Regions from separate parts of the Homo sapiens genome. Here region 2 is linked to region 1. Evidence: chromatin contacts called from ENCODE Hi-C or POLR2A ChIA-PET data. All regions are on one chromosome and are shown on one strand. Each heading gives the region's core, a stretch centred on a gene start or an enhancer-like site at or near the end of the contact. The rest is flanking DNA. Distances are from core to core; before and after follow the strand shown.

Evidence for each region. A loop is a pair of places that touch in the nucleus more often than their neighbours do. ChIA-PET counts read pairs that join two places held with the same protein, here RNA polymerase II (POLR2A). Pooled maps may share reads with other maps.
Region 2: a loop to region 1 is called in a pooled map, with 3 times the contacts of the local background. The contact joins the promoter of SLFN13 here to the enhancer-like site in region 1. A Hi-C loop is called at or near these places in 8 of 50 pooled maps. POLR2A ChIA-PET finds 5 or more read pairs at or near these places in 2 of 52 experiments (MCF 10A and activated CD4-positive, alpha-beta T cell).

What each region holds. Positions count from the first base shown.
Region 1 is chr17:35,078,916-35,086,622 of GRCh38, forward strand. The region is part of intron 5 of RAD51L3-RFFL (RAD51L3-RFFL readthrough); the gene reads right to left. It also overlaps a transcript of RFFL not described here. Among named protein-coding and RNA genes, the nearest start is that of RFFL, 19 kb to the left of the region's middle. Within about 2 kb of position 3,521, at least 7 of the 41 ENCODE cell types and tissues checked have a DNase peak (open chromatin) inside an H3K27ac peak, as active enhancers do.
Region 2 is chr17:35,447,516-35,450,724 of GRCh38, forward strand. It overlaps SLFN13 (schlafen family member 13), which reads right to left and starts at 1,251. Exons shown (of 6, transcript NM_144682.6): 1 at 1,207-1,251. RefSeq lists enhancers at 527-686, 1,565-2,066, 1,957-2,166, 2,067-2,566 and a silencer at 1,257-1,336.

The DNA of each region.
Region 1 (7,707 bases), core at 2,271-4,770:
GTTGCAGTGAGCCAAGATGGCACCACTGAACTCCAGCCTGGGTGACAGAGTGAGACACTGTTTCAAAAAAAAAAAAAAAAAGTGATGTTTGGTTGGGAAGACCAACGGTATATCAAAACACACAAACATTTAACTAGTGGCATCAAAAACTGCTTTCCTGACACGATATTCAGAACTCGAATATGGTATATCGATCCCTCCCAAATAAAACTAGAGGCTTATTTTTATGTTTGTGTTCCTGGGATTACAGGCACGCACCACCATGCCTGGCAAATTTTTGTATTTTTAGTAGAGACGAGGGTTTCACCCTGTTGGCCAGGCTGGTCTTGAACTCCTGAACCCAAGTGATCCACCCACCTCAGCCTCCCAAAGTGCTGGGATTACAGGCGTGAGCCACCGCCCAACCTGTTTGTGTTGTTTCTAAAACAACAACATAAGGAGAAAGATTTCAGTCTGTTTTTTTGCTAGCATTTCCACAAATAACAACAGAGCTATAGATAGCCTGTATCTCAAATAAAAACCTAATTAGATAGTAATTGTCAACGTATTTTCCTTTTTAATACTGCTTTTGGGTAGTGCAAGAGACATGTTGATGTGCTGTGGTGAGGATTTTATCAAGTAAATGCAATTTAAGAATCTGATGAAGATCATCTAGAGGTGAAGCTGCAGAACTACTATCATTTTAATGTCCCCCATTAATTGGTGGGCTCACAGTCACTATTCCTCAAGCTTCTGGTCTCTAACTGTGTCAACATTTCAGAGTTGGGAAACACTGAACTAGATCAATGGGAGTGGTGGGGATGATTCAGAATCATCTGAAGTGCTGGATTCAACCATATGGCCAAGGGTACAACAGGAAGGTGGAATGCCCTTTGACAAGCTGAGAATATTCTGACATCCCTCTTCCCACCCTCTCAGTAAACAATGGCTAAGGTATACTTTAGCTCTGACACAGAAGGATTACACAAACTCTTCCATCAGTATATGATAAGTAGACAAACATAAGAGAATCTGGAAGATTAAGAATTCTCCACTGTGGACTGGGAAAGTCCTCATCTCATAAATTATTCCTTCCCACCCCTGCTTGCACATAATTTTAGCCCCTAACTATTCCTTTCCACCCCTTGACAAAAATCCAGATTCCTCAAACTAGCTGAATTTCAGTGGACCTACTCCTGCTAAGGCCCTAGAAAACACTCCTTCCTCTCTCTCCAAATTAGAACATTCCTTTGCCCAGCATTTTAGAATAAAGCATATGCTCTGGCTGATCTTCCACACCATGTAAAATAATAATTAGTATAGTTAAGATGGTACAATCCAACCCAACTGCAAATGGTTATGCATCTACTGACGCAAGACCTAGAAGAGGGTTGGAAGTTGATAGAGGATGAAGCTTGGTTATTTCTCAGGCACATATTTTAATCATTATGAAGGTAAAAAAGCATGGGAGGATTAGCAGAAAATGCAGAGGGTAGGGCACATAGTTTTTTGTATATTTTAGGATAAAATACGTTGATTCAATTGCCACTAAGACTATATACATGTGATCAGTACCAAGACTGGAAAGATTTTCCAAAGCAAATGAAGAGTAAAACAAGAAGAGGGTGAGGTGGGAGAGGAGGATGCACGATTTACTTAAGAAAAGCTTTTTTTCCTTTCAAATCTTTTAACATAATCCACCAGCAGTTGCAAATAAACAATGGTGTTGATCACTAATAAGTTGCATTTAACCACTCAGAAGCCAGCAGAGCCTCCACTTGGCCTAACTTCCTGTAAGTTTCAAGATGAGTAGGCAGCATTTCTTTAAAAAGGACCAAGACAGTTAAAATGTTTCAGCAGATCATACTGGCTGCCAAGTAGTTCAAATCCAGGTGGATTTCCCCTACTCTTAGAACTAGCCACTGGTAGAAACAAGTGACTGTCCCAGGGAACACTCCACAACTCAGAGATAATGAAAACATATTTTTATATGTAATTCTAGAAAAGGCATGTGAACATGAAAACAGAAAATGTAGGTTTAACTGTAGCATTGCAGAGCGGCAGCTTTAAAAAGTCAGATAACATTAGCTCAACAAAATCATACACTGAAGTGTGCTCAAATTCAAATTCAGCACATGGCGGTAGTAGCAGTTGAAAAACGCTGCTGAGAGAGCAAGAAGGTTTTGCTGTATCTTTTTAGAGGAGAGGACAATGAAGAAATTACCAGACCAAGGTCACTTTTCAACCTAAAAAAAAAGTGGGGGTTAGTAGCTTTAACAGAGATAAAAACCTGTGTAGGTTATAACTCCATGAAATCAGTAGCCTGGTGAGTGTCTCTCCAAGAATCTTGCAGGAAATTAAGTGTGGATTGAGTAATTAAATGTAAAGTCTCCTTGAGAGTAACTTCAGTTATTGAAGACTATATATTTCTGTGAAACATATAGAAAAATTATGAGGAGGATTTACTAGGTATCACATCACAGCCTTTCTCCTTTCACATCAGGTTGGAAACACTATGATCTAAAAAGAATAGAACGATTTGGGAATTGTTCATTCTCTAGTCTTTGCAAAAATTCACGTGCTAGTGTAACTGTAATATACTTAGGAGTTTCCAAAAATGGCACACATTTCCTCAAGAGATGTAGAAAAAAATAATCTCTGGGTAAAAGGCCAAACATTGTCTCTTCTGAATGCTTAAACAGCCAATTATGTGTCTAATACATTAATTATATAAAGAGAGAGAGACTATTACAGGAAAGTTGAATAAGACATCTTAAAAAAATGTACCCTGGGGCCTAAGTCCATTCAAATGACAGTAAAATCACCCCTCAAAAAATCAGTTTTATGGAACATCTAGTATTTTAATTTTCCAGCTGCCAACAGAAATATATAAGGAGCAGAAATTAAACTAGTTATGGCAGCAGCGCAGTGAACAAAACTTCAATTGTATTACACACTAGTTAGACATTTGCCAAACAATACAAAGGCCCTTAAGGGTGGAAACTTCTTTAGAATATAAATGATTCCCAATCAATATGAAAGAAATTAGTCTGTTTAGGTAATAAACAGATTCATGGTTTAGATGTAAAAATTCAACTGACATCATAATTCAATATAGAAAATAAATATATAAGAAATTAATCTCTAAAATGGCTTTAAATCACTGTGATTTACATATGCTGTATCATTAATAGGCCCTTTAAGCTGGTATTGTACTAATCAGCTTTTTTAACATCCTGCCCACAAAAGAGCTTATTCATTTAGCTAGGAGACAGGTGTTAGCAACCAGAAACCTCTTTTAGCCTCGAGTTCCAGGGACTGGGCCTGCATCTATGATGATGATTGGCAAGTCTAAAGGAAGGACAGCTTTAAAAGAGGGAAAAGGAGGAGACAGGGAACAAGAAACGAAGACCAAAAGGGAGAAAAGAAGATAATGAAAGAAATGGATGTCAGGTGCTACTTAATGAGGCCACCCTCAAAGGCTCCTAGCCTAATCTGGGCTACCGTCCAAATACAGATGGCAGAATTTGGGTAATGTTATTCATTTATTCCTGCAGATAGTAACTCTGGGTACATGCCAACACTCCACTCATTCTAAAAAATTGTTTAAAGTGTTGCTAATTGTCCTGTGACTCATTCTTCTTACCCATATTCTCTGGTTCTTAACTTTAGTCCTCACTCTTTCATACATTTTCTAAAAGAGCTGACTGAATAGATATTCCTGGAAAGAGATATAGAGAAAGCTGGATTTAGAAAAGCATCTTAAGCCTACAGAATAAAAATTGTGTGAGGAAGTGGGAGAAGGGACGTTTATTGAGTTGCTTACAATATACAAAAAACATATTTTTCTCTCTTTCAATCCTCCCTTGCATATTTTCCCCCTTTTAATCCACATAACAATCCTACCAGGTATTTTCATCTTGCAGATGAAAAAACTGAAGCTCACAGAGGTTAAGTAATTTGCCTAAGGTAGCACAGCCAGGAAGTGGGGGAGTCAGAATTCAAAACCAGGTTTGTCTATACAAACAAACTACGTTAGGGATAACGTATCTAGTGCCTGAATCTGTTTTAAATCAGATGGTTCTATATTTCAGCAATTATTCTTCCTCCCATGAACTCATCAAACGGCTGCTGACTAAATTTTATTAACTATTTGTTACGCACCTATTATTTTCAATAAAGGCTTCAGCTGTGTAGAAATAAAACAGGCAAACTGACTTTATTCTAAAATTTGACATACAGAGAATTCCCAGGCATCTCTGCCATCCAACACTGATGATCATAACTAGATTCAACTACCTATTCAGACCTCTAGTTGTTTCCACATTATCATTCATTTGTCCACTCATGAGATAAACGAAGCTACTTTCACCAAAAACCCTCCCTCATGACTCCTGATAGATAATACAGCAGAGGAGGCCTCACTGTAAAGCAATTTACATAAAAGTTATAAAAGCTCTTTGTTATCTGTCATGACTAGGAAATGGGCTATTCTAGCAAATCAAACATCCTGGATAGCATAACGATTCTATTAGAGGGACTACCAATTTATAAGGAATTTCAATGTGCATAATTTCACTCTAAAAATTAAAAAAAGAAAAGCGGGTCAGGCACGGTGGCTCACACCTGTAATCCCAACACTTTGGGAGGCCAAGGTAGGCAGATCACTTGAGGTCAGTAGTTTGAGACCAGCATGGCCAACATGGTGAAACCCCATCCCTACAAAAAATACAAAAATCGGCTGGACATGGTGGCGCATGTCTGTAGTCCCAGTTACTTGGGAGGCTGAGGCAGGAGAACTGCTTGAACCCAGGAGGCGGAGGTTGCAGTGAGCCAAGATCACACCACTGCACTCCAGCCTAGGTGACAGAGCAAGACTCTGTCTCAAAAAAAAAAAAAAGAAAGAAAGAAAAGGGAAGAAAAGTGAACCCCAATTTTCAAAGTTCCATGGGGCCTGATGTACAGGAGATAATGCCCCCCCCACCCTGAAAAAGAGTATCAATGCAATAAAACGGTGGTTCCCAAACTTGACTGCACATCCAAAGCACTTGGGAAGCCAGGCACGGTGGCTCAATGGCTCAAGCCTGTAATCCCAGCACTTTGGGAGGTCGAGGCAGGTGGATCACCTGAGGTCAGGAGTTTGAGACCATCCTGGCCAACAGGGTGAAACCCTGCCTCTGCTAAAAACACAAAAATTAGCCGGGCGCAGTGGCGCGTGCCTGTAATCCCAGCTACTTGGGAGACGGAGGCAGGAGAATTGCTTGAACCCAGGAGGCAGAGGTTGCGGTGAGCCGAGATCATGCCACGCACTCTAGCCTGGGTGACAGAGACTCCATCTCAAAAAAATAAATAAATAAAAACCACTTGGGGAGCTTTTTGAAAATAAAGATGCAAGGGAGATTTTTTAAAGCTAGCTTCCTGCTGGACGCAGTGGCTCACACCTGTAATCCCAACATTGGGAGGCCAAGGCGGGCAGATCACCTGAGGTCAGGAGTTTGAGACCAGCCTGGTCAATATAGTAAAACCCTGTCTCTACTAAAAATACAAAAATTAGCCGGGTGTGGTGACACACATCTGTGGTCCCAGCTACTTGGGTGGCTGAGGCAGGCACATCACTTGAACCTGGGAGGTGGAGGTTACAGTGAGCCGAGATCACCTCACTGCACTCCAGCCTGGATGACAGAGCTGAGACTGTCTCAAAAATAAATAAATAGGCTGGGTGTGGTGGCTCACACCTATAATCCCAGCACTTTGGGAGGCTGAGGCGGGCAGATCACATGAGGTCAGGAGTTCAAGATCAGCCTGGCCAATGTAGTGAAAACCCGTCTCTACTAAAAAAAAAAATGCAAAAATTAGCTGGGTGTGGTGGTGGGTGCCTGTAATCCCAGCCGCTCGGGAGGCTGAGGCAGAAGAATTGCTTGAACCCAGGAGACAGAGGTTGCAGTGAACCGAGATCCAGAGGTTGCAGTGAACCGAGATCCCGCCACTGCACTCCAGCCTGGGTGACAGAGCAAGACTCCATCTCAAAATAAAATGAAATAAAATAAAAATAATTAATAAAAATAAAAGGTAGCGTCTACATGGTATGGCCTCATAGTAGTAATAATAAATTATAAAATTGAAAAAATAAAAGGTAATTCTCTGGTCATCACTTACCCACTCAGTCAAAATCTCCAGGAAGTGGGGCTGGGAAATCTGCATTTTTAAAGAATATCTCGGTCAGTGACTCAGCAGCAAATCACCAGGTACCTCATCTTTCAAGGAGTGGCTGGCGTTTGGAACTCCTTACAATAAAACATACTCAAAAGGCTAAAGCTGCACTGAACCCAATGTGACCTGTCATTGATGATTCAGGAGACTTCAGGATCTCCCATTACCACTAGGTTATCATTTACTACCAGTCACTAGTCACTGTACTAACAAAACCAGTAAGGTAAAGTTAATAAAGACTTTCTATTAGTAGAGAGCAGGAAAAAACAGCTTTTGTTTTATTATCAGATTCAAAAAGCTGGTTTTACTCCAGAGGAAATGCAGTTTTTTGTTGTTGTTTTTGAGATGGAGTTTCGCTCTTGTTGCCCAGGCTGTAGCGCAGTGGTGCGATCTCGGCTCACTGCAACCTCCGTCTCCCAGGTTCAAGTGATTCTCCTGCCTCAGTCTCTCAAGTAGCTGGAATTACAGGCATGCACCACCATGCCCGGCTAATTTTGTGTTTTCAGTAGAAACAGGGTTTCACCATATTGGTCAGGCTGGTCTCTAACTCCTGATCTCAGGTAATCACCCGCCTCTGCCTCCCAAAGTGCTGGGATTACAGGAGTGAGCCACTGCGCCCAGCCAAGATGCAGATTTTATGCTTTAAAAAGGAAACTGTTTAAAAACATGCAGGACTCTTTTAACCAACTGCTTGGCTTCACTGCAGAATGTTAACAGGCCCAAATACATTAAAAATGTGGAATATTCACCCTGCATAAGAAAAGTAAAGGAAGAACTTCATGACAGTCTTAACGAAGAGAAAGGATAATGGGTTTAAACTAAGACTGGCATAACAGGATTAGCTATGACCGCTGTCCTGATGGCAGCTGTTAAATCTTGGAAACAGGGAGGGCAGAGGTCTTTAAATACATGAGGCCAATTCCTACCTATCTGAGATGGCTTTTATGTGAGATATAATAGGATATCCTACTAAGAGCCAAATTAGTTTTACTATTTTAAAACTGCTTAACTAATATAAAGTCACAAAATAAGAAGTTAATCAGATATTTCCTTACGAAAGACCCGGGAGTCTGTTTCTATATGAAAAGCTTGTCTTTAGGCTGGGCACAGTGGCTCACACCCATAATCCCAGCACTTTGGGAGGCCGAGGCCAGAGGATCGCTTGAGCTCAAGGCATTTGAGATCAGCCTGGGCAACATGGCAAAACCCTGTCTCCACCAAAAACACAAAAATTAGCTGGGCGTAGTGACGCACATCTGTGGTCCCAGGTACTTGGGAGGCGAGGATTGCGTGAGCCCAGGAGGCAAGGTTGCATCGAGCTGAAATCATTCCATGGCACTCCAGCATGGTTGACAAGAGTGAGACCCCCATCTCAATTAAAAAAAAAAAAAAAGACTATCTTTACAATTGCCAAAATCTTTCTTACACAAACACCAAATAACCATTACCAATAACCAGAAGTGAAACAAAAATAACCAGTAATCATCATTAAACCAGTAACCATTACCAAACAACAAT
Region 2 (3,209 bases), core at 1-2,500, 370 kb after region 1:
TTCTTGCCCTTGCTTCTCTGTGGAAATTGATGGAAACAGTTTCGCCTCCTACACAGGTATACTGTAGGTAAAATCAGAACAACACAAATCCTCCCATCCACTCCCAAGCCCCCCACCCCACTGAGGAAAACTGGTGGGGACTGGCTAGTCTCAGGCAGAAACAGAAGGAAACAGCTGCGACAGAGGCTCCCTCTTGGGAAAATAAAACACAGAGCTCTTTGTCCTTCTCAGATAGCAGCTCTGTATTTTACAGACGTTGGGAGGGAGACATTTTTCTCATTTCTCCCCTTTCTAGATTGCAGGGTAATCAGGATAATGGGTACAGGGTAATGGCAATTCTAATTCTGTTTTGTTGTTTTGTTTTGTTTTGTTTTGTTTTTGTTTTGATACAATGTCTTCCTGTGTTGTCCAGGCTGGAGGGCAGTGGCGCCATCACAGGCTCAGGCGATTTTTGCCTCAGCCTCCGGAGAAGCTGGAACCACAGGTGCGCGCCACCAGGCCCGGTTAATTTATTAATATTAGTATTATATTATTATTATTATTATTATTCATAGCGATAGGGTCTCCCTACATTGCCCAGGCTGGTCTCGAAATCCTGGGCTCAAGTAATCCTCCCACTTGGCCTTTCAAAGTGCTGAAGCTACAGGCATGAGCCACCACACCCGGCCTAATTCTGCTTTTTAACTCTTAGATTAAGAACAATAATTTACAGTGGTTAGTGAGTCAATGCCAAGAACCCTGAAACAAGAGTCCCAACCTTCGCAACGGGGGAAGCCTCCAGGACGCACTTGGCTCTGCCTGTTTGTTCCGCCCCCGCGGAAACCGCTGCTCGCTGGGCAGGGGCTTTCTGTTTTGCAGCCGGAACAGGAACACAGATAGCCCGCCAAGCCGCCGGCGACACCTTCCAACCCCTTTAGCTCTCCGCACCGTCCCTCCCCACCGCCCCGCCTCCACCCGCGCCGCGATCAAGTCCTCATAGCCTTTTAGGGAATTTGCTCAGCAAACTAGCCGAACCCCAAAGGCAGGGGAGAAGCACGCAAATACCCCGACTCCACCGGCTGGCCGGAGCTGGGGGGCGGGGGTTGCTCTCCTAGCTTGCTCCCCATCCGAGTCAACGCCAGTCCAGGGTCGTGCCGGACTAGACCCTAGGGCGTGGGTACAAACGGGAGCTCCGCAGTCCCCGTAGGAGCAGGGACCCTCTCTTACCTCTCAAGCTCCAGCGCGTCAAGCTCCAGGACACTCCGCGTTTCCCTGGAGGCGCCAAGGTCAGGTTCTTATAACCAATGGTTGGCGCCTACCTGGGCAGGTCCCACACAGGGGATGAACGAACCAATGGGTCCCAGGCAGGGCATGGACGCGCCAATGGGAGTGTCTACAAAGCCCGGGAACACTTTGCCACGCTGTCTAGAAGGCCTGGCGGGAGGCTCGCGCCTATGAAATCCCAGCACTTTGGGAGGCCTAAGCGGGTTCATCGCTTGAGCCAAGAAGTTCGAGACCAGCCTGGACAGCACAGTGGGACCCCCGTCTGTACAACAACAACAACAACAACAACAACAACAAAATTACTCAGGCTTAGTGGCGCGCGCCTGTAGACTCAAATGTAGTCTCAGATGCCCGGGAGGCTGAGGCTGGAGGATCACTTGAGCCCGAGGAAGTCCAGGGTAAAGTGAGTCGAGATCGCACCACTGCACTCCAGCTTGGGCGACAGAGTGAGAGCCTGTTCCCCCTACAAAAAAAAAAAAAAATGTCTGGAAACGCCAAGTTTTCTGATTGCTTTCGAGTGGTTCTTAGTTCTTTCTTACTCCCCCTCCGCCCCTCCTCCGTCCCTATCTCTCTCTCCTTTCCCGGAGCCTGCGGTCCCGCCTTCCCCGGACCCCTCCTCTGAGGGTCCAGCCAAGCTCTCGCCCGAGCTTTCCCCTTCCACCGCACTGCAACTGCCCATACCCCAGCTTGGGCTTCTCTCCCCACTGCCTGCCCCAGAAAGTGGGCCTTGAGACCCGGGAACCCCAGGTCAAAATGCGACGGATGCTCGGATCGGGCGGCACTCGGTTCCTGGCTGGATTTGTGGCTCCGCAGACCCCGCGCCAGAGTGGGATGTGGCGGCGGCCGGTGCTCTGTGCTCAGTCAACGCCTTGGAGAGGAGGACTACGAAACCCATACACTCGGACAGAACCCTGGCAGGTGTTAAAGGCTGCGGCAGAGCAGAAAAGCAGAACCCTGGCTGGTTTTCTTGTAACACGAGCAGTGTGACGGTTACCGGGGTTGACCAAGCACCGCGCATCGGCCAAGTTCTCACTGACGCGGACTGGCCCAAGGGTGGGAGCGGCGGTTAACACCGGGGTGATTAATATACGCTCCAGTGGAGGCTAAAGTGAGAAAATAAAACGTACTCCAATACCACCCCCCCTTCGCCCCAGAGATTACCACTGACCACTATTAACACCCTATTGTACATATCTTTACGGATCATACATATATATTACACAAACATATATGTAATACTTTTTTATTAATACAAAGTCACACTGTATGTACTCTTCTTAATCTGCTTTTTTCAATGACTTCCACCTTTCCATTTCAGTAAATCTTCATATAATCATATTCCAGTTTTTTCATTTTTCTTTAAAATGCGGTTTATAGATTGTGCAAACCTGTACTGAATCCAGAACTATACATCTGTAAAGCGCTGGAAAAAAAAAAAAGGCTGTCAATCTAGAATTCTATAACCACCAAAAACAAAACAAAACAAGTCCTCCAAAATGGAGGCAAAATAACGACGTATTCAGACCAAAAAAAAAAAAAAAATCTTAGGAAATTTGTCACCAGCAGATCTTTACAAAAACTATTAACGTGTTTTTTTGTTTTTTGTTTGTTTGTTTGTTTGTTTCTCAGATGGAGTCTCGCTCTTGTTGCCCAGGCTGGAGTGCAATGGCGCGATCTCAGCTCACTGCAACCTCCGCCTCCCAGGTTCAAGCGATTCTCCTTCCTCAGCCTCCCGAGTAGCTAGGATTACAGGCGCCCGCTACCAGGCCCTGCTAATTTTTGCATTTTTAGTAGAGACGGGGGATTCACCATGTTGGCCAGGCTGATCTCAAACTCCTGACCTCAGGTGATCCACCCGCCTCGACCTCCCAAAGTGCTAGGATTACAGGCATGAGCCACTGCGCCCGGCCTAACAAAGTTCTTCATATTGAAGGAAAATGATACCA